Regions from separate parts of the Mus musculus genome. Here all the other regions are linked to region 1. The links are chromatin loops, found by intact Hi-C in ENCODE. Cell type or tissue: left cerebral cortex. All regions are shown on one strand.

Region 1 (4,000 bases):
TACACACATGTACACAGAAATAAAAATGAAAATATTACTTAAAATAGATAAACACAATTGTATACTTAATATAAATATATACTTAACTTACTTATATTTTTCAAGTTATCTTTTACTGGTGTAATACCTATCTTGTGTCAGATCTTGTGTTATTTACATATGCATATTTCTTGATAACTACTATTAAATTTGAGACAGTTTGCCAGACAGAGACTAATTGGTACCTGAGTGATGGAACTAATATGCAAATATATTGAATGAGGTATGATTCAATTAAGATAGTCAAAGTACATTCATCAACATAAAAGGATTTTATTTTTCAAGCATTATAATTTCAACATTTTCTATAATTTGGGCAGGAAAGTACTTTTAGTTAATATTATCAAAGCATTGACTTTTATTTCTTTCCTCTCTGAATAATAACAGAATATACAATATGTGATGTGTTTATCCATATGGATAGATGATACACATACACACACACACCACATAATGTATGTCAGGCCTAACAGGCAGCTAGCTCTAACTGTGAGGTAACATCTGGTCATAAAATCAGTAATGGTGTCTCCTTTTAAAACAAAAGTCTCTGGGTCTGCATCAATTGTTGAATTTGTATACATGTCTATTGCCCCATGCTACTTCTATACAAGGTTCCATATTTTTGAAACTGATAACCTAAAGAAATGAATTGTTTATTTTAAAAATATGTCTAAAAAGTATATATGGCAACCTCAAAATCCAGGTACAAGTTTCCATTGAAACTTAACATGTATAAGAAATAAATTTCTTATGCCATTTTTGAGACAGAACAGGAGGATAGGGGACATTAAAAGGGACAAGTGAGTGTCAGGAGCTGCAGCACATCTAGTGTAACCCTGTCTAACCTGCATGGCTCTCTGTGCCCTGTGTATGCCAGGTATCAGATCACAAATGAGTTCTTTCGGTGTGAACTGCAAGGAATTTATAGCACAGTTCATTAATATGAGAAACTCACGCTTGCTTGAGCTCTCCTGTCGCAGCTTATGCACTTGGCAGATGACCACAGCATCTCTCACTGTGTACTGCTCCTGGGCAGGACACCAGTGAGACATCTCATGTCCTGTTGGTTTTCACTACCACTTAACCCTTGGGGATTTAGCAACCTTTCTGGGCCAAAGGCGAGCATATGGACAGTTTCATGCAGCTTTCTTCAGCCCATGGCTTTCTCCCACTCTTTTCAACTCTTAGTCAAAATAATAAAAGGCAGTGTGCACTATAAGCTCATTGGCAAAGAGAAATTAAATATGTGTATGTACCTCTTGGTTTTAGAGACCCCAATTATATTGCATGTTATTTATTTTTAGGCAACCTGGCTTGGATTTTTTGCGACGACTAAATATTCCCCTTGTAATGTGAGAGAGAAAAACGCTTCTTCCTTCAAGAATCTTGTGATCATCATCTCTCTGTTTGTCAGCTTTCCTCAGCTGAGAGTGGGAGTCTGAAGCCTTGGCTAGGTATTTCTTAGTGATTTAGCTGTTTCTGTGCAACTTCTTGAGCTTCATATGGTTCCTTCCCACTAACTGTGATATCCTTTGTACTCTGAGTTTAGTACTTGAAGCTTTAATTCAATGTACTAAGGCAGGGCACATAGGAGGAAAGCACACTTTCAAATCTTAAAATAAAATGATTTCCCTAACAGCCAGTCTGCGTGGAAGTACTTATGCTTCCTTTCCCTTTGGTTGAGCCATTTGAGTGCTTGTGAAGGTAGGCGGCATTTTTCTTAAGAAGAAATTGTCTCAGTTCTCTCCCTCTCCCTCTCCCTCTCCCTCTCCCTCTCCCTCTCCCTCTCCCTCTCCCTCTCCCTCTCCCTCTCCCTCTCCCTCTCCCTCTCCCTCTCCCTCTCTCCCACTCCCCCACCCTCTCTCTGTGTATATGTGTGTTTATATTTAAAATCTTGCATGAATATGAGACTAATTCTTAATTTAAAGATAAATCTGGAATCACCATTCATTTGTGAGTCATTATGTAAACAGAAAAGGAGAAAGCAAAAATAAAAGCTATTTTTTTATCCTTTATTAGTTCTTTCAGAATTCTGTACAATGTGTTTTGATCATATTCATCCCTCCCAAGTTTTTTTTTTTTTTAAGAAGTATCACCTTCCCTACTCACCCAAGTATATACCATCTTTTTATAAAACCTACAGAGTCCAATTAGTGCAGCCCACAGGTTTTCAGGCAAATGAGACATGATCAACTTACCAGGGATTTTATTCTTAAAGAAAACTGACTCATCCTCTCCCTGCAACTATCAGTTGCCAATATTTCCTCAGCTAGGAATAGGACTATGCATCCAAGTTTTCATTTTCAATAGCGATGTTTGGTCTGTCTTGAGCTTGCATAGATGTTGTGCGTCCTCTCGTAAGCACTATGAGTTCACATGTGTAGCTGCCTTGCTTTGTGCATGGAAGATCCTATCTTCTAGTACTCCTCTATCACTTCAGTCTCATACATGCTTTCTGTTCCCACGTCCTTAAATGATTATTGAACAGAGTGGAGGGAGTGAGCAATCTTACAACATCACTCTCTGCACCCACAGTAGCTGTGGGTCTCTGTGCTTATCACCTTTGAAAGATGGTATCTGCACAAAACACACAAGCTGGCTGGTCCGTGGTAGGTAGTGGTCTGGTTTTACCAGATTGGCTTAATTTACAGGATACAGATAAAACATTTTTAACATCCCAAGGTCAGTAACGCTAATTATTTACTGGATGTCTACTTGATAGCTCACATTATAAAAGTACTTGGCCATTGTAATAGATATTACTTATTATATACTTATGTAACATATATGCCTACTTTGTAGTATAATTAAATATCATAATAAGTCATAACACAAAGAAACATTTTATGAAGAAATCTGAACTTAAAAATGTGGTCAGTCAGGTAGTTCTCAATATCTACATTTCTGTAAACATAATTTGTTCATATCAAAGTGCAATTTAAAAAAAATTCAGAGACTGGACCATATTCATATTTTATACACAATTTATATACTTTTTCTCTCTCTTTCTTAAAGAACATGGTAAAATATGCTGAGACTATGGTAGACTATATAGCAAAAGGAGAGTTTTTGCTGGCATTTATGTGAAAGCATGCCTTTTTCACAAACAGAATGTACACTACCTAACTAGTAATTTTCTATCCTCCGCTTTCTATTTTTGCCAACATCTATGTACAATAAAAGGTCGCTCCCCCATAAGCCTCCTTTTCCTTTTGCATACAGCTGAAAGCAGAGCTCAGTAAAGCGTTGCCTCCCTGGGGACTCTGCTGAACTGCAAAACTCAAATGCTTAATCAAAATGATATTGGAAAACTTTAGAAGTATACATATTACTTAAGATACCATTTATTCATTTATTTTCACAAAATTATTTCATTTGTCTTAATTGATTTTTTAAAAAAAATAGAGATTATTTTTATTACTGAGATTTTAGTGAGCCTGACTTCATTATATTCTTACTAATCAAAAGAAAAAATATTTTCACTCTTCAAAATATATATGACTGGATATCTTCATTATGAAGTATTTCACTTTTAAGAAATAAACAACAGAATTGTATTGCTAATAGATCTTCAATCATATTTGGATAGCAATTCTACATTCCATATGGTAGTAAAATCTGTCTCTAAGATCTTAGAACAGTGAGTTTTCCTCAAATCCATAGAAAAACAATAAAATAAATACAGCATTTTGTAATGTTCACTCAAAAGAAATTGTGCTATAACAGTCACAACACAATTTTACATGTAATTATATAGATCATAGCTTTTAAGATTTAGTTTGTATTTGTGTGTGTGTGTGTGTGTGTGTGTGTGTGTGTGTGTGTGTGCTTTTCGATGGAGAACACAGGAGGATTATGGGTTCCCTGAGATTAAATGTATAGGCAGTTGTAAGCTGCCCGATGTACACATTGAAAACCAAATTCATATCCTTTAGGAGAGCAGCACTCACTCTTTTTTTTT
Region 2 (4,000 bases), 380 kb before region 1:
TTCTGTTGCTGTAATAAACAAAATCCACTTGGAGAGGAAAGGGCTTATTTCAGTTTATAGGTTATGATCCATCATTGAAGAAAGCCATGAGAGGATTTCAAGGCAGGTGCTTGAAGTAAAAAATGGCAGAGAAACATGACTCACTGGGTTTGTTTGCTGGCTTCTCAGCAACCTTTCTGAGCCCACCAGCCCAGATACTGCAGTGCTCACAGTGTCCTTGTACCTCCTCTATCAATCAACAATTAAGGAAATGCTCCCATATACATACCCAGAGATTAGTCTAATGAAGGTAACTGCTTGATTGACGTTCCTTCTTCCTGTGTGTGTTACCTTCAAACCCAAGATAGTCCATCACAATGACCATCCTTAACTTTCACTGATAATTTGCACAAAATCTGAATTTGTCATTTTCTCATCACATTTTTTGTTGTTGTTGTTTTGTTTTGATTTGGTTTTTTGTTTTGTTTTGTTTTGTTTTTCAAGACAGGGTTTCTCTGTGTAGCTCTGGCTGTCCTGGAACTCACTCTGGAGAGCAGGCTGGCCTCGAACTCAGAAATCTGCCTGCCTCTGCCTCCCAAGTGCTGGGATTAAAGGCATGCGCCACCACTGTCCAGCTTCATTATATCATCTTAATCTCGTAATTTATAGCACCAGGCATAATAGATAAATACCGTAGTCACTTGCTATCTATAGATGCTATAATTGAATTTGATGTTATTAAATCCTTCAAACATAAAGTGGATACTGTTTTTCTATTTTAGGATTCTATACTTTAAATATCATATGTATATACAGACATACACCTACATATATCTATACATACACATTTATAATGCTTATGATTAGTAGTTTTAGATATGTGTCCTTGGGCTTTGAATTTGACATGCTGAGTCAATAATTTAAAATTCTGAAAAACAACAGTATGAACAATATTGTCTCAATCTTAATGTTTAGCTATATTTTTCTTAATTGAGAATCTCAAAATCCATTTCTCTTTATATATTTAGATCTTTACAACTCTTCTTTTTTTTTTTTTTCTGGTGTCTTAGAAAATAGGGTCTCATGATTAGAACACTGGAACGTTGTTCTGTTTCTTTGGCCATCTCCCATCTTTTGATGGGTTTCAATAAAGCCTTTCGGGGTTATGATGACTTCTGCTTTGTCAGACTTTATCAGTACAAACTGTAACAACTGAGTGAATAGTACAGTTTTGACTAGATATGCTTCCAGAAGTTTGTTTCAAGTCTGTTCAAAATTACCTCCACTCCATTCTCCATGCCTGACAAAATTTCTCTATGATAAGTATTTTAATTATAAAATATGAATATAAAATAATTGAAGATTTGACAAACACTTAAATTTGTTAGTTTGTGAAAGTTTACTTTAAAAATTAAAAGAAATTATAATTGAAATAAAGGTGGACTAAGAATGAGAAAATATATATCTAACTGTTATCATCCTACAAATTATATTTCAATATAAATATATTTCAATAAAAACAACAGCAGCAACCAACCACTGAAACAATCAATGAGAAAGATAATATTGATTTTTACTTTTTGTGAATTTTCTTGTATCTGAAAGGCTGCTTAAGAGCTACAGAGTTTCCAGGAGTGAACAGCAGAGGGCAGAAAACAGCAACTAGGTCCTTAGAACCTATTGTTCTATTCAATTTCTTTGTAATATTCAAAATTGATTTTGTTATTGATAAATTTAAGTATTCAAGAAACACGAAGCTTTGTGGCTTTAATGGGTGATCTTTATGCTTATAAAAAAACAAACATCAGTATTTTTCTATTTACTGTATAACCATTTACTCCATTCAGTTTAAAGTCATTATACTTAGACAGCATTCTGTGGTGAAAAGAATATCTACTACTTAATGTAGTGCATTGAAAAGCTTCATGGAAGATCATATTAATGTAATTATGTTAGTTTTAGTAGGAAATGTTTCTAGCTGTGTGAATGTCAGATGTTTACCTAAGTTTTGAACATAGATTTGCTACTAGAGTAGCAATCACATTTCAAAAATGCCTGATAAAATGTTATAGACTATGTACAATTACAATTTACCAGCAGAATGTAATGTTTGATAAGGTTGTTTATATTCCATGGGGATAAAGCACTATGATTCAGCAAGTTCATGTTCTTTAAGGATGAAATCCAGTCAATTTTGAGTTCATGACTGCCCTTGAATTTCAAATAGGTTAAAATGAAAGCTGCTTTCGAAGAGTCCCTTTATTTTAAATTTTAATTTGCTTGCCAGACACATTAATAGTATCATACATTTTTTCCATAATCAAGCTCCTGTCCCTTTATCATCAACTATCATCCCAGAGCACTTTGGATGAGACCGAAGATGCTCTGGTGGCAGACATTGAACAGCAAGTATAAGAAGCATGTTACTGAGACATTTTCCTTGCTGTATCTGTTGACCTGGTTCTATTAGAAGTTCATAAACTTCAAACCACTCTTGTGCTGGGTGTCAGAAGTAGAGGTGAAAATGTGTGTAATTTGTTTGATTATTCTTTATGTAACAAGTTGGGGTATTTATAATTCTTGTTTTACCTATAATTGTATTCTTATTGATTTTCTACAAGGCTTTGTATGTTCCTATTTAGAGGACCTGTTTAAATGAATGTGAAATTTTTGATTCACAGGTGAGATGAATTATTGGTTATAAAAAGAAGGTATTTTCACCCAGAATATGTCAGCTTATAACTTTAGTATATTATACATATGTTATGCATTCTTGCCTTAGGAACAAACACCCCCCTCCCACACACACACGCACACACACACACACACACACACACACACACACACACACACAAACACAGACAGAGGGGGAAACAGGGGAGGAGAAAGAGAGTGAGTAACAGAGGGGGTGGAGAATGACTTAAAATCACAAGCTTACAATATTTGGAAGTCACGGGTATTACTTTGCTTTTTTGCTTTTCTTCATTCCTTCTCATTTTCATGAGAAACATGTATTTTAAAATTTGTTTTAATAAATAGGGACTTTTAGACCCAGTGACTAAGGCAAAGTATGATTTATGATGGTTAAAAACCATGTGTGATATTAAAGTCACATTTTCTCCATAAGGTTTAACTATGGTGTGCTTTCATGCACTTTGGGCCATCAGCCAGTTTTCCCTTTGATGCTGTCAGCTTCAATCTCCTGGCTCCTGGCAACAGATCTCTGAAATGAGACCTCTTTCATTTCTCTGTTTAAAACAAAACACATACAATTTGGTAAAGAATTTCTGAGGCTGCAGAGAGACTTGCCACGCAGGTATATAGAGATGGCTTGGCATGAAGTGGAGTTTTGAACATAGATTTCACAGGCATATACAATCATCGCTATGCTTTACCAAGCCCCTTCTCACAAACTTTAATTTTTAATGTATTCGTTACAATCCAGATACCCAAGCAGGCTCGGTGTAATGAGGTAACCTACTTCCTTGAGGCAGTGATTATTTTTGAAACTTAAGGCCATAATGTAATGGGGTATCTGGTTTGTAACTAAGAGTGATACATCCATTCTAGACTACTACCCCCCCCCCCCCCCCCGCAGAAACCTACGGTTCTTTCAATCTCTATACAAAACGGACATCTAAGAGCCAAGTCTACATGACTCTACAGCAGGGGGGAGTCTGCACTGTAGTACAAGAGCAATCCACAGGCAATGTGGCTTGAACAATCGAACCACTATCCAAAGGGGCATACTCTAAAGATGGATTCCTACACGAAGTCTTTCAAAGGTTTGATCGAGTTACCCGGGTCTTGGCATCCTTTTATAGTTAAGGATAGAATTTTGGGTTTCCCTGAGATTATGCTTGCATTATAGGAAGCTAAAGTTCACGATTTTGGGAGTTGTCCCTTCAGGGAGTATTTTGTTTGCTTTTTATCTGGGTCAGCTGAGGCAGAAGGCAGTGTGTGGATACTGCTAAGTGGATTTTGAGACAATCAAATCATATTCGTTGTGCTCAATGTAAAA
Region 3 (4,000 bases), 210 kb after region 1:
TAAAAAGCTGTTGCTTATTTGTGAGATATGTTATTCTAGCAGGACTGCCATGTCTGGCTTCAGATAGAGAGGAGGCACCTAGCCTCTTGAGACTTAGGGTGCCAGGGTCGGGGGATACCCAGGTGTGTCCCCAGCCACTCAGAGGAGAACAAAAAGGGGAAATGGGAAAAGGATTGTGAAGGGGGATGACAAGAAGGGGAGTAGTGATTGGAATATAAAGTGAATATAAATAAATAAATAAATAAATAACATGTTAAAGAAGTTCAAGTACTACAAAAGCAAAATGTTGCTATTTAGCTATTTTAGCCCACTTATATACATGCAACAAGGAACTGAGAAACTGGGCCTTTTCATTCTGTTGAGGCTTCTGGCATAGCGAAGACTTTCTTCTATTAAGTAGAAGAGTCTAATTGTCTACATGATCTGGCTTAATGAATGTCATTCAAACACATCACCTTAACTAATTCTTATTGAGAATCTGTTCTGCCCTCCTGTATTAATGAATGGTCTGTTTTGCCCAATAGCATAGGTCAAAATGCTATAACCATGAATATGGAAAACTAGAAACTCAATATACTTTATGTATTGCCTTTCGTGATGGCTACTCTTGGTTATCAACTTGACAACTGGAATTAACTACAACAGAAACAGCTAGGCACACTTATAAAGAATTTATTTTTCTTAAATGGATCATTTTAAGTAGGGAGACTCACTCAAATCCAGGTCTTTGAGGTACAAAGATACACCTTTAATCCAGATCTTTTGAGGTGATAAGATCCACTTTAATCCAGGCAACACCATCTGCTTGTAGCCTATATAAAGGACATAGTAGAAGGAAGCTTGCTCTTTTTTCCTGCTCTCCCTCTCTTGCTCTTACTCTCACTTTCTCTCTAGCAAGTCCATTCTTGCTAGATCTTCTCTGGCCTTTTTAAAGCTTCTTAAGTGTTTACATGTTCTGATCATGGGCACATATCTCACACATAAAATCCATGATAAGAGAAAATGATACTTTGGTAGCTTGTGAGAACACTCTCCAGCAAGCTAGAGATTCTACCCATGGAAGATAGTCAATAAGTCTATTTATTGATGTTTGTTTGCAATATGACAAATGACTAGACAAATAGCTGAAACCAAAGAGAAATCACTCCTATGCTATGTAAGGTGTTTTAAAGGGGGGTTTTAAATACTCATAAAAAGTAGGGGCCCTTGTTGTTGTTGCTGTTTTTGTTGTCGCTGTTGTTTTTGTTGTTCTTGTTGCTGTTGTTGCTGTTTTTGTTGTTCCTGTGGTTGCTGTTGTTCTTGTTGCTGTTGTTGTTGCTGCTATTGTTGCTGCTTGCCTCTGTGCTTTAAAGAATAAATAAACACTTACAAATTATATTTATAAAGATGTTAGCTTTCAAACATAAAATTTGTTTGCATAAAATATATTTACAGGATGAATATTGAACAACATGCTTAAAACTGGCTTTACTTTCAATACACAGAGAAAATGAAGTGACATTACCTATAACAATGTCTTTATGAAGAAAATATTAGAGTAACAAATGAAGGGGTTTTTTTTGCATCTGATATGAATTTGACTTAGATTATTTTTAGATTTTGCTACTATTTTCATACATACTAGACAGATAAATTACAAAATCATAAAATAATGTTTACATACAAGGTGAATGGAGAAGAGGGAAGGCAAGAGGAATAAGGGGATTGAGGAAGGAAAGAGGAGGGCAGATGGAGGGGAGGAGAAAGGAGGGGAAGTGAGAGATAACAAGTGACAGATTCACAGAGAGATGGCAGATAGGCAGGTAGTAGAGTGGAAGAGAAAAAGACATCTTCCAAAGGTATTAGCAGCATGCCCTAATTTTAACTCTCCACCAGGGAAAAGGAGCCTCTGCCACAAACAAAGCAATCTCAGACTTCACTCATCTGCATGTTAATGGGAAAATATCTTAATTTTACCAGTGTCTATAACAGGCAAGATATGAGCAAATCCCTGCTATTTCAGAAACAGTCGTTAGAATTTAATATCCCTGGCTATTGCATTCATAGCCTGAATATTTTAATACATAGGAGGAAATAACTCTGCAAGAGAAAAATGTTTGAAAATGCTGCATTTAATTAATGCCCAGGGGAAGCCATAAAGAAGAAAAAGTCACAGTTGCCACTCTCTAATTTTAAGCACTGCTTACCAGATTTATTTACATGGTCTGCTCCAGCCTCCCACTCCATAGCTTGTCGGTGGCAGAGAAGTTCTGTGCAAAACAGATCCGAGCCTTCTAGAACATGCTGAAAAATAAGATACAGAGAGATGGGAAGAAGCTAGAGTTTAAAGCAGTTAAATGCTACAGCTCAGAGCAGATGATCTATTGTAAACACATGCTCATCCAACCAGATATAAAGAGACTACCTCCTTAAACTGGTCCCCAGTGTCTATATTATGAAAGGCAGAGGCCTTCCATATGGTTAATATAATATAGTATATGCTGGCTGTCGTAGAAGCTAACACATGCTAGTCAAAGCTATGTTAAAGCTAGGCTTTCTGATTTGTTTTTTTTTTCTATTCTAATGAGTGTGTATTCTTTAAGAAAGAGAGGGAATTCTTTAAGAAAGTGAGAAGACAGGAAGTCCTCCACCTTGGCCTTACGATACTCATAGAAAAAGCAAGTCTGTTGATGATTGGCTTGGGCTGAATGGATGTGAACCTGTGTTTTCTAAAGGGAGAAACTACTCTGAAGCACACAGATTCTTCAGAAAGTGACTCAGGAAGGAAGGAAGGAAGGAAGGAAGGAAGGGAGGGAGGGAGGGGGGGAGGGAGGGAGGGAGGGAGGAAGGAAGGAAGGAAGGAAGGAAGGAAGGAAGGAAGGAAGGAAGGAAGGAAGGAAGGAAGGAAAGGAGGGGACAGACTATGACAGGTTTGCTGGGCTAGGTGCCTTTTGCAAATGCTACTCCATTTGACACATATGATAATTAAATGAGTCAAAGTTAACACGTATTTACCTATGTATGATTTTTCTAGGGACAATTGCCAAACTGGATTCTAAATCAAGTTTCACTCTATTCCATCCAAGCCTGAGGACCTTTTGCTGTGACATGTCTCATGGAGTGTAGTCAAGCCTGTGACAATAACCATCATTTGATCATTGCTCATCCTTTAGTCTAGCAACCATGTTAAATCGTTGCTTTAGATTTTCATAGATAGGATTAAAAGTGAACCTCCAAGTCATTCTATGATGCCATTGTGTTTTGTTTCATGATTTGTTTGGCTTTTTTGTTTGTTTGTTTGTTTGTTTGAGACAAAGTCTCGCTGTATTATTTAGTCTGCCCTAGAATTCACAATCCTCTAGTCTCAGCATTCTTGGCAATGAGATTATAGACGAATGCCACTATTTCCCGCTCTGATGTAAACCTTGACATTCATCTGTTGTGTGTGCATGTTTCCAGGACTTCTGAATGTTTCACCACATTCAGGATAAGGTAGGGAGATAAGGGAAATTAACTACATCGTACTGACCTGCTCTCCCACCTCCCGGAATTCATAGTTTCTGAATGCTCAGGAAGTGAATTTACTTAGAAGTATCATTCCTATAGATGTAAGGAGTTAAAAATTATGTCATGCAAGATTTCTGAAGCCCTTATCCAACAAAGCTATTGTTCTAAACACTGGGAGAGGAGGTACAGAGACTTAGGCACTGAGAGAGGAGGCACAGATTCTAAGGCACAGGGTAAAGCCATAAGACAGAGAGAGAACCTGGAGAACAGCTACTCTAAGCTTAGAAAGACCAAGGCCTGCTTCAGCCCAGAAGCTCTCAAGAGGCAGGTAGGGGGTCCACCCACAAAACATTTAGAAAGAGATTTCCCTGCCTACACTCTTACATTCAGCTTCCTGAATCATGCAGTGGTAAGTTTCCATTGTTTTAAGCTTTTGTGGTTTGGCAACTTGTTCTGGCATCCTAAGAAACTCATATAACAGGGTTAACTATATTTTCTGGGATGCTCATTCTAG
Region 4 (4,000 bases), 260 kb after region 1:
ATACACACACACACACATATATGTCTTAGAAGATGTCAATAAACATAGAGAAATGAATTTTACTGTTCCCATAATAGAATACGTTACTGACTCAGTAAAGATTGTTTAAGAGCAACATTAGGATCAGAAAACTTGTGAAAAAATGAATATATATATATATATATATATATATATATATATATATGTGTGTGTGTGTGTGTGTGTATATGTGTATATATATATATATATATATATATATATATATATATATTATCAGGAAGTTGTAATTTAAACTTCCTCAGTTGATAATGAATATAATTAACATAATATCATATGTGCATCTAGAAAGTTCTTCTTTATATACATATGTGTGTGGGTATAGTGTGTATGTGTGTGTATGTAGGTAGGTAGGGAGGGATGTATAGTGTGCCCATATGTGTATGTATGCACATCTGAAGGCATGGTACAGAGCCAGCAGGGCAATTGGGTACCTACCAGATCACTCTTGACCTCCTTCATTGAGACAGAGTCTCTCAGTGAGCCTGGATTGATTGCTATCAATTCCCAAGAATCTTCCTGCTTCTGCTTTCCTCCACACTATCATTACAGGCATTTGTGACCATACCCAGCTTTTTATGTGGGTGCTAGGATCTGAACTCAGATACTTATGATTGCTCAGCAAGTACTCTTGAACACTGAGCCAACTCTCCAGCACCACATACGTTCTATTTTACCCTCATTCTACTGATGAGAAATCTCATGCTTTCTGTTCCAATTTCCCAAGGTTATTCTCATAGTAAGTGAGATAAAATCTATCTCTACTGTCTGTGGGTGCCACCATCTTATGTAACAGAGTCACACAGGGCTGTACAGCTATCTTGATGTGTTCCTTTATCTTTGCTGGATTAAGACAGTACTTTCAATTTTAGCCATTCCAGTGGGTGTGAAAGTGTCACAGTGTGGTTTTAATTTGCATTTGTTATTCTCTTTATAGTTATAAATTTTGCTTTTTCGTATTCTGTAACCCCCAAATGCGTAGCTCCTGTTTTTGCCTTTAACATCTTCTATCCTTGGAAGCACAGGAAACCATGAAATAACTTTCAAGTTCATCTCATTTTAACTACTTTTAGAGTTCTATATTTATTTTTTTATGGAACTAAGTTTCCATCTGGTATCAGATTCCTTATGACACAATAATTCATTTCAATGTCTAGATAATGGAAATATTATTTAAAAATTATACTTGCAACTCTTTCAAAAAATTTCAAGATTCTCCTTCTTCCCTCTTAATTTGGGGAAGATTTTTTCATGCTTATATCTAAAGATTTTTCCCATGATTGTAATGAGTTGCCACCCTTATTTTCTGGCTTACCTGCCTGCACATAATCCTCTCTTGGCCTTATTTGTACTCATCTATAATAATTTTAACTCTCTCTCTCTCTCACTGCTTTTAAGATTTTTTTTAATTACTGGTCAGGAAATTGATGTTGATATTCTTGCCTGTGTATTGCTTATGCTTGAAACTCTCTGAGCCTCACATCACATCAGTAGATTTGTCCCTTTCATCAAATTTAAAAATTGTTTGTTGAAAGTCCCACTCTTCCCACTTCTTCTCAAAAGCCTAGAGTATTTTTATGAGGGTTTTTTTTTTCTCCCCAGAAGGTGATGGAGGTCTGACCATTAGGTTTTACATTTGTTTTTCTCTGTCCTTTTTATTTGAGAGCAGAGAGAAGGTGTTGCAAGAGACTTAGCCCATGGCCCTGTATATGCTTTCCCTCTGAGTTTCACTCCAGCCTGTCATGAATGTAAAACACATTCAAAACTGTTTTCTCTTTCTGCACTAATAGCCGTCAATTCAATCCAGTTACACTTTATTTCAGACCCTGGTTGGCTTGTTTGGTTGGTTGGGTGGTTGGTTGGTTGGGTAGATGGTTGATGGGTTAGTTGGGTGGGGGGTTGGTTGCATTGGTTTGTTTGTTTGGATTGGTTTGGTTTGTTGTTTTTAGTTTTTAAAAAGGTGATTTGTATTCTTCACTTCTCTTTTTGCCTCTCCTCTACCTTAGCAGATGGAGCATATTTGTGATGTAAGTTCTCATGCTCTCATGTTCTTGTCTGCCAAAGGCATCACATCTTCACTTCTGTCTCTATTTCTATACATGGAGGAAATATTTTCTTCCTCTTACATGATCCAGGGATTAAATATTGCTTATTTGACTGTGAATATTTCATGATACAGAGTTCCAGATTTGCTTTTATTTTCTGTGTGAGTGTACATCTCTCTCTCTCTCTCTCTCTCTCTCTCTCTGTGTGTGTGTGTGTGTGTGTGTGTGTGTGTGTGTGTGTGTGTGTGTGCATGCATGGGTTTGGAGGTGAAATGTTAACACACATGTACATGTACATGCAGAGGACATAACTTAATGTTGAGCATCTTTTTCAGTCAGTTTCTACCTTATATTTTTAATATTTGTGTTCTTGTGAATTGTAGGAAATGTATTAATGGTCTATGGTAATTTTCCTCTGACTGGAGTTATTTCAGACCCTATGTATGTACAGACTCATAATCAGCTAAACAGTCAAAAGTATTTCATCCATAGGTGTCCAGAATTTTCTCTGTTGGTAGCATCATTTCAATGTTCATAACTATGATGTGGATAGAAAGAAATTATTCATGGGTTTCCTTGATTTGGGTTACAGAATAGAAATTACCTCCAGTGAGTCAGTTGAAGAAGCCAGACAAAACTCGGTCTTTTATTGTTGTTTTTCAAGAATAACTGTCCTGCATTAATGTACAAATGGCCTGCAAAATGGTCCAATGGGTGAAAGTACTCATTGCACAAGCCTGAAAACCTGAGGTTGATTCCTGGAATTTACATGGTGAAAAGAGAGAACCAGCTACTAACAGTTTCCTCTGATCTCTACACCCACATCATGGCTTGGGCTCATCCACATCCCAAAGCACCTCTCTCTCTCTCTCTCTCTCTCTCTCTCTCTCTCTCTCTCTCTCTCTCTCACACACACACACACACACACACACACACACCATGTGCACATGCACACAATTAGACAGACAGATAGACAGACAGAATAGAGACATATCCTTTGTGGTAAAAACTGGCATTCGTTCTGATATCAAGTGTGCATGGTAGAAATTCTATGAGCTGAAACAACCTCTTAAACTTTCTATGTCTGAACACTTCACCTATTGGTAGGATGGAAATAACTTCCTCACAGTTGTGCTGAAGTTGCTAGATGAGTTAGTATATGGCACGCTCTTAGAAGATCAGAGGAGTGTGGGGGCACAGCAGCATGTGCCGCTTATGCCGGGTATCCCTTCACCTGCTTTCCAGAGTGATTCCTTCTCTCATGAGGCATAGGAAGGACTCTATAAAATTGAACTTCTCATTGCAGTTCAGAGAAGAAAATGTAGTGACAGTGGGTATAAATGTTTTTATATTTTTATGAAGAGAACTTATTTTGAGTTTTTGATAACTGGACATGTTTGCGAGGAAAAGGAGGAAATGACATATTTCTTCCATGTTAGATGCTGCTTACCAATTCCTCTCATATATGTATATATTTTAAAAACTTTTATAGAAGTAGGTTTCCATGTGACCCTTAGTGCCCCTTAATGTTAATTACCTCCCCCTCTATTCCCTCTCTTAGCTCCATTTCCCCTCAACAACTGTATTTAATTCTCCTGTTTCAGTCTGCTCCAATTATTCTCCATTACTACATATTCAATTTCTTCCTTTTTGGAAAACTGCGCCCTCACCCCCATCCTTTATTTTATACCTAACCTCCATTGTTATGCAGATTATAGCATCCCAATAAAGGGGTTAACATCAACAGATAAGGGATAGTATGCCTTATTTATCTGTTGGGGTGTCAGTTACTTCACACTCAATGATTTTTTTTTCTAGCTCGATCCACAGATGTCAGAGACCTACTCGTTCTAACAGGCAAGAGTCTCATAAAAATTATACATAGATAGTGTTTAAAATTCAGTTTATTGTGGAATATC
Region 5 (4,000 bases), 120 kb before region 1:
CAAGCAAATATAATTCTCTGTGGTCCTTTGATATGTATATGTCATACTTGCTGTTCTGCCTATATATTCCCTTGAAGTTGGCTAATGGCTCCTCCTATATTTACCATTAGCAGAATTATGAATCTTTGATTTCAGTAGCTTTATAGTTTGTTAAACATTCACAAACATGTATAATTATTGAATTATAATGACTTGTATTCCACTAGCAGATATTCCTACTTACGTGTCCCAGCTAGTTCTTAAAACCCACCCACAATCCCTAGATACTGAAGCTCTGCCTATCTCAAGAAATTCATTTTGTACAAAAATAAATGTGTAAATCAGAAAAAATAATATTTAAGTAGTGTAGTTTATTTGTAATTAGTACATTAGTTGTTCAAATGTTCTGAAAACATCAAAATGTCAAGTTCTCACCTAGTAAATGTCATACCCTTACCTGCTTCTGAGGTTCAAATTTCATGTGAGGATTTCATAAGTAATAGGACATCCTTATCATAAGGATTTAGAATTTATTTTGAGAAACTTAAACTAATAACCATGATAGTATTATTTAACAACCTAGAATGGATCCGATTTTAGCTAGAATGCACTTACTCTATAGTTCAAATATGATATATGATGGGCACCATGGTATTACAGATAAAAATAACTTAGCATGTATTTTAAAACAAATCCTTGAAGATAGGTCGATGGACTTCCATTTCTATTGGGAAAACAAGCAAGAAGACACATTTTTCAAAAAAGCATTCTAGCTAACCACAGCATTAGGAATAACCTCTGAAGAACAGCTTGTAAAGAAAGCAGATAATGTGTGAGATTTGAAAATCACTTGATTAAGCAGCTGATTAACCAAAAAGCATTTGCCCGACTTCACAGGGAACTTCCTTGTTGTGGTTTTCCAGTAAGCAGTTTCAAATGATCATAGGAAGTACATAACTTCAGTTCTATTGGTCAAATGTGATCATCCAGGTAAACCAGTTGCCTGCCCCTGGAAGCCACAAAACAGGCACTGTAGGACTTCCTGGTGAGTTTGTTGGTGTGTTCACACTGCAGGATTACAGCCAGATCCCATGGCCATTATATCCTTTCTTTTGCTTAATTTGAAGTTTTCTTTTAGCAAATCAATGGAATGGATTTTGTAGCAATATTCCTTGCCACCCCTGCCACAGCATTTTAAAAGATGGAATATTTAATGGATGATGCTATAGAACATCTGGTGACTGACACAGAACAGCAGCACTATCCTGTGACACATGTATCTCTGGTGCTGGGAAGGGTTGATATACTTGCAAATTGTATTTGATTTGGGCTCAAAGATGATACATTACACAGGTGGTATAATTATACAGTGTAGAGTACAGAGATAATTCTTTTAGTGTTTGAAAGGTTGCTCTATAAAAAAATTACATAGCTTTGCCAGGAAGTTGTATCTTTCTTTAGCAGTACATGAAAAATGTGGGAGGTGAAAATTCTCAAAGTGATTCATTTCTCTGGCAGCAGAAAAAAATATGGCTACACTCTGTCCTTTTGGAAGTGATTATTCTACCTGTATTTTTCTCTATATGTTTTAAATTAAACTATTTTGTAGCTACATTTTCACTGTCTTACCACAAGGCACTGATCTATTAAAGTAGAACCTATACTTGTATAAACACTTTGAAAAGTTGCCATGGACAGTTGGGAGATGCTAATTTGAAAACACTGTAATCTATAAAGGCATCAACAAACTTGGCCCATATCATCATGTACAAAAGCTTACAGACATTTTCTTCTTTAAGATTTATTTATTTATATGAGTACACTACACTGAACTTGTCTTCAGATGCACCAGAAGAGAGCATCAGATCCCATTACAGACAGTTTTGAGCCAACATGTTGTTGCTGGGAATTGAACTCAGGACCTCTAGAAGAGCAGTGAGTGCTCTTAACTGCTGAGCCATCTCTCCAGCCCCAGACATTTTCTATAACCTCATCTGATTGAGACACTCTTAAAGACCAACTCTCAGATAATGCAGTTAATTTCAGTGTACCTCCCTTGCACTGGATACTATCAATGCAGAGGGGGGAAAGAAATACAAGCAGGAAGAAAAGGAAAAAATAGACAAGTTAGTGAAAGAGAAAGAAAAAAAAATTGACATAAATCTCTCAGAAAGTAGAGCATACAAAGAAATAAAAGAAAGAAAAAAAGGATACAAATTAGTATCTCTGATTAAAAATTAGCATACACACCTACTGTGTTTTAGAACTGCTCACATGTTAAAGGGCTCTTCCATGAACGTTGAAATATATGTAGAATCCTCCAAAGACCTGTACCTAAATGACTAGAGGAAGTCAAAATCTTCATATTACCCATGTATCCTTGGACTTAAATTCTGGTTCATCAGTGGCATTGTTTCATGAAGGAAGGAAAGGTGACTGAGTAAAAAGGAGCAAGGAAGACCAGTAAGATCAATAGGTAGTGATGGCCGAGACCCAGGTACATAGTGATTGCTCATGAATAAACAATTGTTGGTATGTATGAACAGATATCTGTAAGAAGTATCAGGAGGACCTGTATGCTTACCAGGGGAAGAGTGTGATAATGCTCCTCCTATTCTTTACCCAAGTGAAATAAGATTGACTGTATCTTGATTCAGTTCCATTTACTGTACTGTTACTCACATCCTCCTCATCTGTGCACCAGCAGGATTTCATACAGTGGATTACACTTTCCTTTCAATGGATAATGAGTCAATGGATAACGCCATGAGAGGCTCTGAAATATAGTGTATGTTGTTCTGTATTCTTACCTTTTCATATCATAATGTTGGCTGTCATATGGAAGGAAACAGAATTAGGATATCTCCATTCATTCTGTTTTGGTAAATGGTGAGGCGAAGTAGGATAGGAAAGATGAAGTGAAAAACAACTTGGTGAAGAACATGAACTAAACAGAGAGATTGGCTTTTTGTTTGTTTTGGAGAGTGGGAGTTTGAGAATATCTTTGCTATGTAGCCTAGGCTAACCTCAAATTGGCAATCCCCTTGCCTCAGCTTCCCAAGTGTTGGAATTATAGGCTTTGGAATGTACAGATAGCTAGAAGTTAACTTTGTTTGTATATTTGTAATTTTGAATACTATTTAGATATCTAGAAAAAATTTAAAAGTTGGTAGCTTCACTTTTAGGTTCAGTACTAAATGTAGGTCTAGTTTGATTTTTCAGAAGTAGATGATCAATAAAACCATAGGACATAAGTGACAGAGCACGGGATGAATTTCTCTGTGGGAGCTATTAAGACCATGTCTTGGCTTCATCTGACATATAAAAATTTAAGACGTAAGGAAGAGTGGAAAGACCAAGCAAACTGAAATAGGAGAAGGTCAATAAAGGACAGAGGCAAAGGTACTCTGGAAGATGTATGAGGAAAACAGTCAGGAAACTGAATGTAATCCATTGTATGAAATCCTGCTGGTGCACAGATAAGGAGGAAGTGAGCAACAGTACAGTAAACAGAACCGAATCAAGAGATTGAAAGTCGTATTTCACTTGGGTAAAGAATAGAAGGAGCCTGTAAACAAACAAACAACAACAAAACCCAGATGTTGTCACAAGACATTTGCTGCAAAGCAAGCAATGAATTAGGCAATGAGCGAAAAAGAATTCCATGGAAATAGGAGTATATTCAGGGCAGTGATACAATGTACTTGAATAGTGATGGAAATTAGCTAATTAAACATAGACAATTTGGAGGAGAGTATTAACAGAATAGACAAATATGCTCAAATGGAGTGAAGCTGCCTAGGACCCTTTGGAATAAGAATTCCTGTATTTAAATTCGGGCTAATCAGCAGGGTGTGGGGATTTTTTTTTTTCCTTTTTAGTCTGCAGCCAAGGCAGATGGATGGTTGTATGGAGACACTGCAGCTAGACTTGTTTGCCTGCTGGTCTATTGATTCTAGACTTGAAAACAAAATGATGGATCCAGTGAGAAAAACCTGAATACAAACTAGAGTTCCCAAGA
Region 6 (4,000 bases), 340 kb after region 1:
CTACTTTGTGGACTTTTGAAATTGACAGCTATGGTGACAGCAAAAAGTGATAAAACGCAAGGTTCTTTGTGGAGGCTTGGGTGACAATTGCTCACTGCATATTTGTAGACTCCTCTCTGATTAACACTGTTGCCCTAGGTTTTCCGTTGTCTTCTATTACATGCGTTCCCAGCACTCTTTAAAACTAATCATTGACTTAGTTAACTATTTGCTAAATTTTGGGGTTTTTTTTTTTCATTTATCAAATGAAGCATGATAGCATGGTGTGTATGTGTGTGTGGACATGCGTGTGCTACTTATGGCTAATGGAATACTAAAAGCATTAACTATTGAGTATCTAAATTTCAGGCAAGTGATAGAAGACTAGGCTTTGGATAAATATCAGTGCCACAATAATGCCCAAAGGCCCAAAGCTGCTTAGTAGCTTCCCCTGAGTTAAATGCATGCACTTGATCTCAGCGCTGGGATGAGAAGTCAGGTCAAGGAAGTTTTGTAGGATGTCCCTGCAGGTGTCACAAACAGTACACAGCATCCAGGAGTCATTGGTGCAGGGCTTCCTTGGATCCTAGCTGCACCAGAAGTAGTAGATGGGCAGCCAGAATTATATATATAATAGCATCTGGAGTCTCCAAGGTCAGCAGTGGAAGGTGAGACAATAGACAAGCCAAGATTATATTTTCCCAAGAGGAACAGGTGAGTATGCCCTGGGGTTGAGGAAATGTTTTTAATTTAGAAATTTGTGAAAACGAACTGACTCACTGAGGCCCTTCTCTCCCTGCCCTTTCTACTACACCATCTCTCCCTGTCCTTGCTGCTACAAGGGTTGACACTTAAGATGCATGAAAAATGAGATTTCATTTCCTATCTGTGACTTCTTTCTGGTCTTCAGAATCAAGGCACTGTGGAGGCTGAAGCGGGTGAATAAATTCTTCTGTGCTTTATCATCAGCTTAGTCCTCCTCCCACTTTTAAACTCCAGTGAAACGTGAGTGCTAACTGGAGCCTTAAAAAAAAACCTCAAGAAGTGGGAGTAAAGTGGGATGCGCCACCATCTGTTCCCTGACTGCATCCCTATTGATGAGGCTTGTGAAACAGCCCTATGGAGAAGAAACAACAAGATCAAGAGATATGCCAATAAGATATGGAATCAGTGTGCCAACCAGCAGAATTTTGAATAGATACAAAGGACTTGGTGTGTATTTACTCAATAGAATATTTTTCATCTACAAAGAAGGAAAGCCTGCCATTTGGAGCAACATGGATAGATCTATAGGATAATATGTTGCGTGGTTAGTCCGACACAGAAATATGTACATTCTCTGTACATATTTCTGTACATTCTCCCCACATTTGAAAAGTAAAACTTGTAAAGCTGTATGTAGAATATTGACAGAGGTCGGAAAGGGTGTGTGACTAGAGAAAAGGTTGAACTTCATTGTTTCAAATATCACCTTGAATCATCATATATAAATATACATTTATATATTATATGTATATATATGTATGTGTATGTATGTATATGTATATTAATTGAAATGAAAACAATAGAACAGAGTATTAGACCAAAAGAGAGACATACATAACAAAATAGCCACAGTCTGGCCCAGAGAGATGACAGCAGTTGTCAATACCTTCACAGTCTCTGTGGCTGTGACACAAACATATCCTGAGCTGGCTGCAGACAAGAACACTGTTTCCTGTTACGGTAGTTGATAAAGACAATGTTTCTAAATACTTAATGGTATGTATTATATTTATTTACCCACTGCTTTCTTCTCACTGACCTTCAATGGTTTATGTCAATCCCAGTTCTTTATCCAATTGTTCCATACGAAATGAAAGTAAACAGATAATCATCCCTACCCCAAAACTGACTTAGAGAAAAAAATCAATGTTATGATCAAGCAACTCCTACTTTCAACTCTTCTTTAGATACCTATACAAAATAACTGAATTGCGTAATGCTGTGGGTTCTTGACAAGGAGTTTCTGAATGAGTGATTTCATCATGTTGACCTTTGAGGGCCACACAATTTGGTTAAACGATGGAAGAGCTCAAGTCATGATATCACACGTGAGTCAGTGTCTCAGATAGTCTGAAAGACCTGGCTGCAGCTCTGTGCCTGATTCATGGTTGGACTAAAAGAAATGCTCTCTCCCTTCCAGTATTTCTCAGTCAGTACATGCTAAAAAGCATTCCCTTTTTCTTCTATTAAAAGCTGTTTTGAAAGTGTCTCATTGAAAATGCCAAAGCATTTCTCAAAATTGGCAAATGTGAGAAATCTTGGAAAAATTTTAATTAGACTCAATGACAAATACAATTGCAAAATGCAAATTAAATTATGGGCCTGGGGGGGAGGGGGCTGAGGGTGTGAAAGTAAGGCAATGGCTCAATCAAATTTGATCGACGTTCTAATGAATATCCCTGGTGCCATCTTGCTGAAAGCATACACTCTGGGTCAGTAACTCTCCAAAAATGGTGCGCACCAGAGGGTTCCGGTGACCTCACAGAGGTTAGACTCCTTGCTTCTCTGCTAATTAGCTGTGTTAACATGGATAATTTAATTAATCTGTCTGTTACTCACGAGCTAGGAAGAAAATTATTATTTGTATTTCCTCTTTCCTGTTATGAAGTTTCTGCCCAGAACATTTTCCCATTTTTAATTGTTATGTAGGTTTAAGGGTTATTTGGGGAGTAGGGGTTTCTTTTACATGCTGAATATTAATTCTTGGTCAGATTAACACCAATGTGAATTATAGTATGACAATTATAGAGAATAATATAGAAGTTCTTTACAAATAAAACTCAATATAGGACTGCTATATGACCCAGCTATCTCACTTTGGAGCATCTCTTCAAAGGAAATGAAACCAGAGTAAGGAAAGGTGCATACATGTCATAACCTGGATGTAGAACCAGCCAGGTGAATGGATAGAGAATATGTTGTAGATATACAGTGGGGTATTATGTATCTGTACTCCATTGTCTGCATCTTCCTGTGGAACCAGAAAACATGTCAAGTGAAATAACAAGCATGTTTTATCCATAGAAATAATAACAGAAGTAATGATAGTAAAATTAATATCTTACTAGTAGCCTCTCAAATAAATTTAAACAATAACTCCTCAATTTTGGCTGTGTTAATTTATTGGGAATCTCTCACAAAACACAATCTTTGAATTTTTTTGTTGTTGTTTTATTTTGTTTTTTGTCTTTTGAGATAGAGTTTCACTAGGTAGCCCTGTCTGTCCTGGAACTCACTGTGTAGACACAGGCAGATCTTGAACTCACAGAGTTCCATATGCCCCTACCTTCTTAGCTGGGATGAAGAACCTTTACTACCATGCTGAGACAGTTGTATGAAGAAAGAAAGAAGACTGGTAAATCCTAATTGGCTCAGCTTTGGTTCTATGATGACTGTAGTCAACATTTGGCCATTTTAATCTAGGGGTAGTACACACAAGCTATGTGACAAATTTTTAAATTCATAAAATTTAGATTCACTTTTTAAAGAAATTGACATTTACAAATTATCCATGTTCTGTGCTTAAGTTGATTTTATCTGCATGTAAACGTGATGAAAGATATATTTCTCATTCTTTGTTTATTTACTTTTTTCATACCTAGTGTTAGTGTATTCCAAATTCTTTTGGGAGAAAAGTCTCCAGAGTAACTAACTACCCACCTGACACTTGGTTTAAATAGTTGTGTTTTACTGAACAGCTTTGACATTCTACCATTCTTCTTTTAGGGAATGGGTTATTTTATGAATTTAAAACAAACCTGGTAGCCTTGAAGAAGCGTCTTCCCCAGCTCTAAATTCCCTGGTCGCAGGAAAAGAGCATCGTTGTTCTTTCCCGACAAAGTCATGCTGCCACGCTTCTCAGCTAATGAGGAAATGATAGTGGAAGAGCTGTCTGTAGACAGGATAACTCGGGAACTGTTTTTCCTCTCAGACATTTCCTCTACTAAACAAGAGACAGCTGTTACATCACACTGAA
Region 7 (4,000 bases), 170 kb after region 1:
ATAAAATAGTTTGAAATGAATTGATAGTAATAAACTGAGCTGAATAAAGTATAAGACATTATAATTATGAAAACAATAAATTATCAGTAGACATCGAAATACTAAGTCTGGATCCAAACTAATAAATTCAAAACCAAAGAATGAATGAAAATAACCAGTATACATATAAACTCTCAAATTAAGAAAACGTGGAAAACCGGTGTGAGTGTGAGCACCGTCTCTGAAGCATCACACCTGTGCTCCTTTGAGTGATAATGGCCCTCCCACGCTCATACATTTGGATGTTTGGTCCCCAGTTGGTGGAACTGCTGGAGTCGGATGAGAAGATATAGCTTCGTGGTGTCACTAGGCATAGACTCTGGGTTTTTGTTTTTTGTTTGTTTGTTTGTTTGTTTGTTTGTTTGTTTTGCCCATGCCCTTCCCTGGTATCTTGCTTGCATTCTCTCCACAACACCTGCCCTGGTGGTTATTGTCTCAACACCCGGCCTCCCAGCTACTGTCCCAGCACATGCCTGTATGCCTGCCTACTGTCATGCTCCGCGCCACAAGAGTGCTGGGCTCACCCTCTGAAACCGTAAACAAGCTCTCAATAAACTTTGTTCTAGCTGCTCCCTTGATCAAGGAGCCTCTTTACATCAGTAGAAAGGTAATGAAGACAACACCAATAGCTTTTTTCGAAAGATAAAGTGACTGAATGAAATATAACCTGCTGCATAAAGGGAAGACAACATGAAATACACACTTCAGTGTTCAGTCACAAACAAAGAATTAGAAAGCACTGAAGACCATGCTATGCTTGTAACCCCCGACGGAAGCAACACTTGAGTAGAATTTCTTCAAAGACTGAAGCGGATGGTGCAAAGGAGAATCTTCCAGACACCAAAGATATGTCGATAATATCCTAAAAAAAAATGTGGCAGTATGCAGAGAACTGGTAACATGTAACAAATATGCCGTACGTACGCTAGTGGCCACTGGAGAACGCTGACACAGACAGCAGAAACGTGTGAAGCCCTTGTCAAATGCACCATTGCAAACCTCTGTTAGTGATCTGGAGCTTGCTTCCTGAAACCATCAATATGAGCAGCCGCAGTCTCTTTCTGGGGTTCACTCTGAAGCTGTTGGAGAGAGAACTGCGACCTCTGAAGCATGCCCACAAGTCTGGGCTACAGGCTCATGGTCCGCCTGTGACTGAAGCACTTAATTTTTAATGTTTTCCTCCGTTTGGGGTCTGCATTTGTTTCCAGACTATACTATTTACCCCAATCTCTTAGGCACGTAGGAAATTGCTGTGCCCAGTTTAAAACTCATTTTATCAACTAAAACGAGTGAAAACTTTTCACTTGTGATGGTTTTCTATTTTAATTTAATAATTTATGTTAGAACCTTCATACATGACCTCTGTTGCTAGATCACTCTGACCCTCTCCCTCTGTCCCTTGACCACTCCTGTACCCACCTCCCAAATCTCTGGTCTCTTCTTTAACTGTTATTGTTATGCTTGCATACACATATGTAAAGGTTCGCACACATGTGCATATGACTAGTGTGGTCATTTAGCTCTTCCCCGGGCTGCTTTCTTTTGACTTCCTTTGACACAAAATGTCATATCACTGTGTTAGCATATAGAGTAAGTAAAAACAGCACATTTAATTCATGTCATTTCTGCCCATGTTTAAAAAAAAAAAGGAAAAGAAAAGAAGTTCTCCTTTTTCCCTTTCTCTTTGCACTTCTGAGAAATATTCCCCAAAGTATGTAGAGTCCAAATATATTGTAAGTATCATCTAACACTGACTTACGTTGATCAGGGTTTTTACCGGATGGGACAAAGGTCACTCTAGTTCATCTACAGAAGTGATCTACAGCTAGCTGTATGCTCTATAAAAGAGATACAGCTACAGACTCTGAAATGAGTTATCAAGAGTCACCTACGAGGTCAAATTCTATTGCCAAGGAAGAAATTACCTATGACACTTACAGAAGGGAGACCCTATTGACTGCACAGCCACATAGCCTCTGCCCTGATGTGAAGGCATGGACCAAAATGCGCCTTTGTGAATTGGAAACCCAACACTATACCTACCTGATCCAGCACAAAGGCACCACTATGCTTTTCTGCAGCAAAACAGATCCCACACCCAGAATCTGCAGAATGACTCAGCTCTAATTCCAAGCCACCTACAAGCTACAGATTCTTAGCCAAGCTAAGATACAGAGTGCCCACAGAATGTATCCATAGCGAGAGGGTTGGATCAACACTCTCAACACTAGATACACAGCCCCAACAACAACAAGCAGAGGGCTGCAGGCCCCAGATGGAGTCAAAGATACTAAAAGATAAGACAGGAGCACGGACAAATGTGATAATTTATTCATGTTAAAAGAACTTCTTTAAACTGCAGCAGTGTAAGGAGTTGGCCCCTATTGAAGTGAGGGCAGGAATTCCAGCAGAGTAGACATGCCTCCTTGAACTGGCTGTCCATGAGACAAACATGCAAATAGAAATTCAGGGATGATTTCTGTAAGCCAGGCCTAAAGCAAAATGTTTACTTCTCTGGGAGGCTTTACCCTTTAGTCTAAGATCTACAATTAATCAAATGAGGGGTGTGTGTGTGTGTCTGTGTGTGTCTCTGTGTGTGTGTGTGTGTCTGTGTGTGTCTGTGTGTGTCTGTGTGTGCCTTTGTGTCTGTGTGTGTATGTCTGTGTGTCTGTCTGTGTCTGTCTGTGTGTGTGTCTGTGAAAGAGGAAGGGAGAGAGAGAGAAAGAGAGAGAGAGAGAGTGAGAGAGAGAGAGAGAGAGAGAGAGAGGTTGCATGCATACACACCCACTGATGATAACATTTTGTTTTAAATCAAATAATTATCACTTCTACAAATGCTTATCACCACAAAGCCACCTACATAAGTTAATGTAAAAGTTTAATAATCACAGATGAAATTCCTCACATAATGGTACAAAATTTTATAAAAATTTGTATCAACACCTCAGCAAAGTTTTTTGTTTGTTTGTTTGTTTGATTAATTTTTTTTAGGAATTTTTCTTTGTTTTTTGTTTGATTAATTTTTTTAGGAATTTACAAGACTATCAAAAACATTTTTATAGAAAAGGACATTGAATATAAACATAATCTGAATTCCAAATAATTTTGAAAAGAAAAAAAGATGAACTTTAATGGCAACATCTCAGTGTGTTCTCGGGTCTGTTCCTGGGTATCCCTTTGGATGGCTGATTTATATAGCTCATCAATTTACAAAGAAAATTATGCCCCAGTCTCCATTACGGCAATCAGATCGCTTATATTATAATTAGATTTGTATTTAATGATGCTAACGAAAGCTCAGCGCAAAAGCACCACACACAGGTCATGGAAACAGAATCCCAGACTCTTCAACTCTAATGATGCCAACCCCTAAATACAATTTAATAAGTGTCCAATTACTTAGCATTAGAATCCACAGCATAGACTTCCTATCCAACAGGAAGAGGAATTTGGAGTTGACAAGCCTGTAAAACGTTAGCCACGTCTTGGCACCAGGATGTGGATTTCAAAGGGTGCTTCTTACCCATCTGCACAGGCTTCTCTGGAACATAATGAAAACACGGTGCTTTTAAATGAAAGACAATGAGTCACTCTCCAGTGGGATAAAAATAGAAGGAAACCGACAAACATCATCTGCAATAAAATTAGCTCAGCAGTAGGCAGTGGGGAAAAAAGTATTAATTTTCATTAAAGAAAAGTAATATGAACCGAAGTGGGAATCGCTTTAGGGATCCAAAATAGTGAGCTTCGGCAACACAAGGAGAGAGCACATCTAATGAAATAAGAATTATCCCAGGCTAATTTTCCTACCATCTAATCAAAATGAATGCCTTTTAGAAAATATGACTGATTAATCATGAATCAATTCTAAAGTGCAGGTAGCTCTTGGTGTTAATTAAAGAGAAATTGCACCTTATGAAAACCATGCAGAGCCTCTTGGAGTGGGATGTGTAGGCTTTAA

The links. Hi-C counts contacts between places; a loop is a spot of excess contacts. Peaks named below come from ENCODE experiments on the same cell type or tissue, not always from the same donor. Only the 100,000 strongest peaks of a DNase experiment are listed, where the experiment ranks them.
Region 2: it touches region 1 in a loop (7-fold over the local background); 3 of 42 quality-filtered maps call a loop at or near these places.
Region 3: it touches region 1 in a loop (8-fold over the local background); 2 of 42 quality-filtered maps call a loop at or near these places.
Region 4: a loop joins it to region 1, with 13 times the contacts of the local background. A loop is called at or near these places in 2 of 42 quality-filtered maps.
Region 5: it touches region 1 in a loop (13-fold over the local background); 4 of 42 quality-filtered maps call a loop at or near these places.
Region 6: a loop joins it to region 1, with 5 times the contacts of the local background. A loop is called at or near these places in 4 of 42 quality-filtered maps.
Region 7: a loop joins it to region 1, with 8 times the contacts of the local background. A loop is called at or near these places in 3 of 42 quality-filtered maps.

Annotation. Positions count from the first base shown.
Region 1 is chr3:80,419,896-80,423,895 of GRCm38, reverse strand. No RefSeq gene overlaps it. Among named protein-coding and RNA genes, the nearest start is that of Gria2, 380 kb to the left of the region's middle. In left cerebral cortex, no CTCF peak of the experiment used is centred here; DNase peaks (open chromatin) are centred at 1,571, 1,627 and 2,356; H3K27ac peaks cover 2,616 bases.
Region 2 is chr3:80,803,167-80,807,166 of GRCm38, reverse strand. It overlaps a transcript of Gria2 not described here. Among named protein-coding and RNA genes, the nearest start is that of Gria2, 2.5 kb to the right of the region's middle. In left cerebral cortex, a CTCF peak has its summit at 1,616 (motif pointing right); a DNase peak (open chromatin) is centred at 1,627; H3K4me3 peaks cover 322 bases; H3K27ac peaks cover 903 bases.
Region 3 is chr3:80,209,744-80,213,743 of GRCm38, reverse strand. No RefSeq gene overlaps it. Among named protein-coding and RNA genes, the nearest start is that of Gm36569, 320 kb to the right of the region's middle. In left cerebral cortex, a CTCF peak has its summit at 1,880; DNase peaks (open chromatin) are centred at 2,229 and 3,810; H3K27ac peaks cover 2,979 bases.
Region 4 is chr3:80,157,485-80,161,484 of GRCm38, reverse strand. No RefSeq gene overlaps it. Among named protein-coding and RNA genes, the nearest start is that of Gm36569, 270 kb to the right of the region's middle. In left cerebral cortex, no CTCF peak of the experiment used is centred here; DNase peaks (open chromatin) are centred at 853, 1,926 and 3,272; H3K27ac peaks cover 2,325 bases.
Region 5 is chr3:80,543,822-80,547,821 of GRCm38, reverse strand. No RefSeq gene overlaps it. Among named protein-coding and RNA genes, the nearest start is that of Gria2, 260 kb to the left of the region's middle. In left cerebral cortex, CTCF peaks have their summits at 1,587 and 1,790; a DNase peak (open chromatin) is centred at 1,460; H3K27ac peaks cover 3,249 bases.
Region 6 is chr3:80,081,380-80,085,379 of GRCm38, reverse strand. No RefSeq gene overlaps it. Among named protein-coding and RNA genes, the nearest start is that of Gm36569, 200 kb to the right of the region's middle. In left cerebral cortex, no CTCF peak of the experiment used is centred here; DNase peaks (open chromatin) are centred at 622, 1,008 and 2,077; H3K27ac peaks cover 3,288 bases.
Region 7 is chr3:80,248,365-80,252,364 of GRCm38, reverse strand. No RefSeq gene overlaps it. Among named protein-coding and RNA genes, the nearest start is that of Gm36569, 360 kb to the right of the region's middle. In left cerebral cortex, no CTCF peak of the experiment used is centred here; DNase peaks (open chromatin) are centred at 2,186 and 3,591; H3K27ac peaks cover 2,104 bases.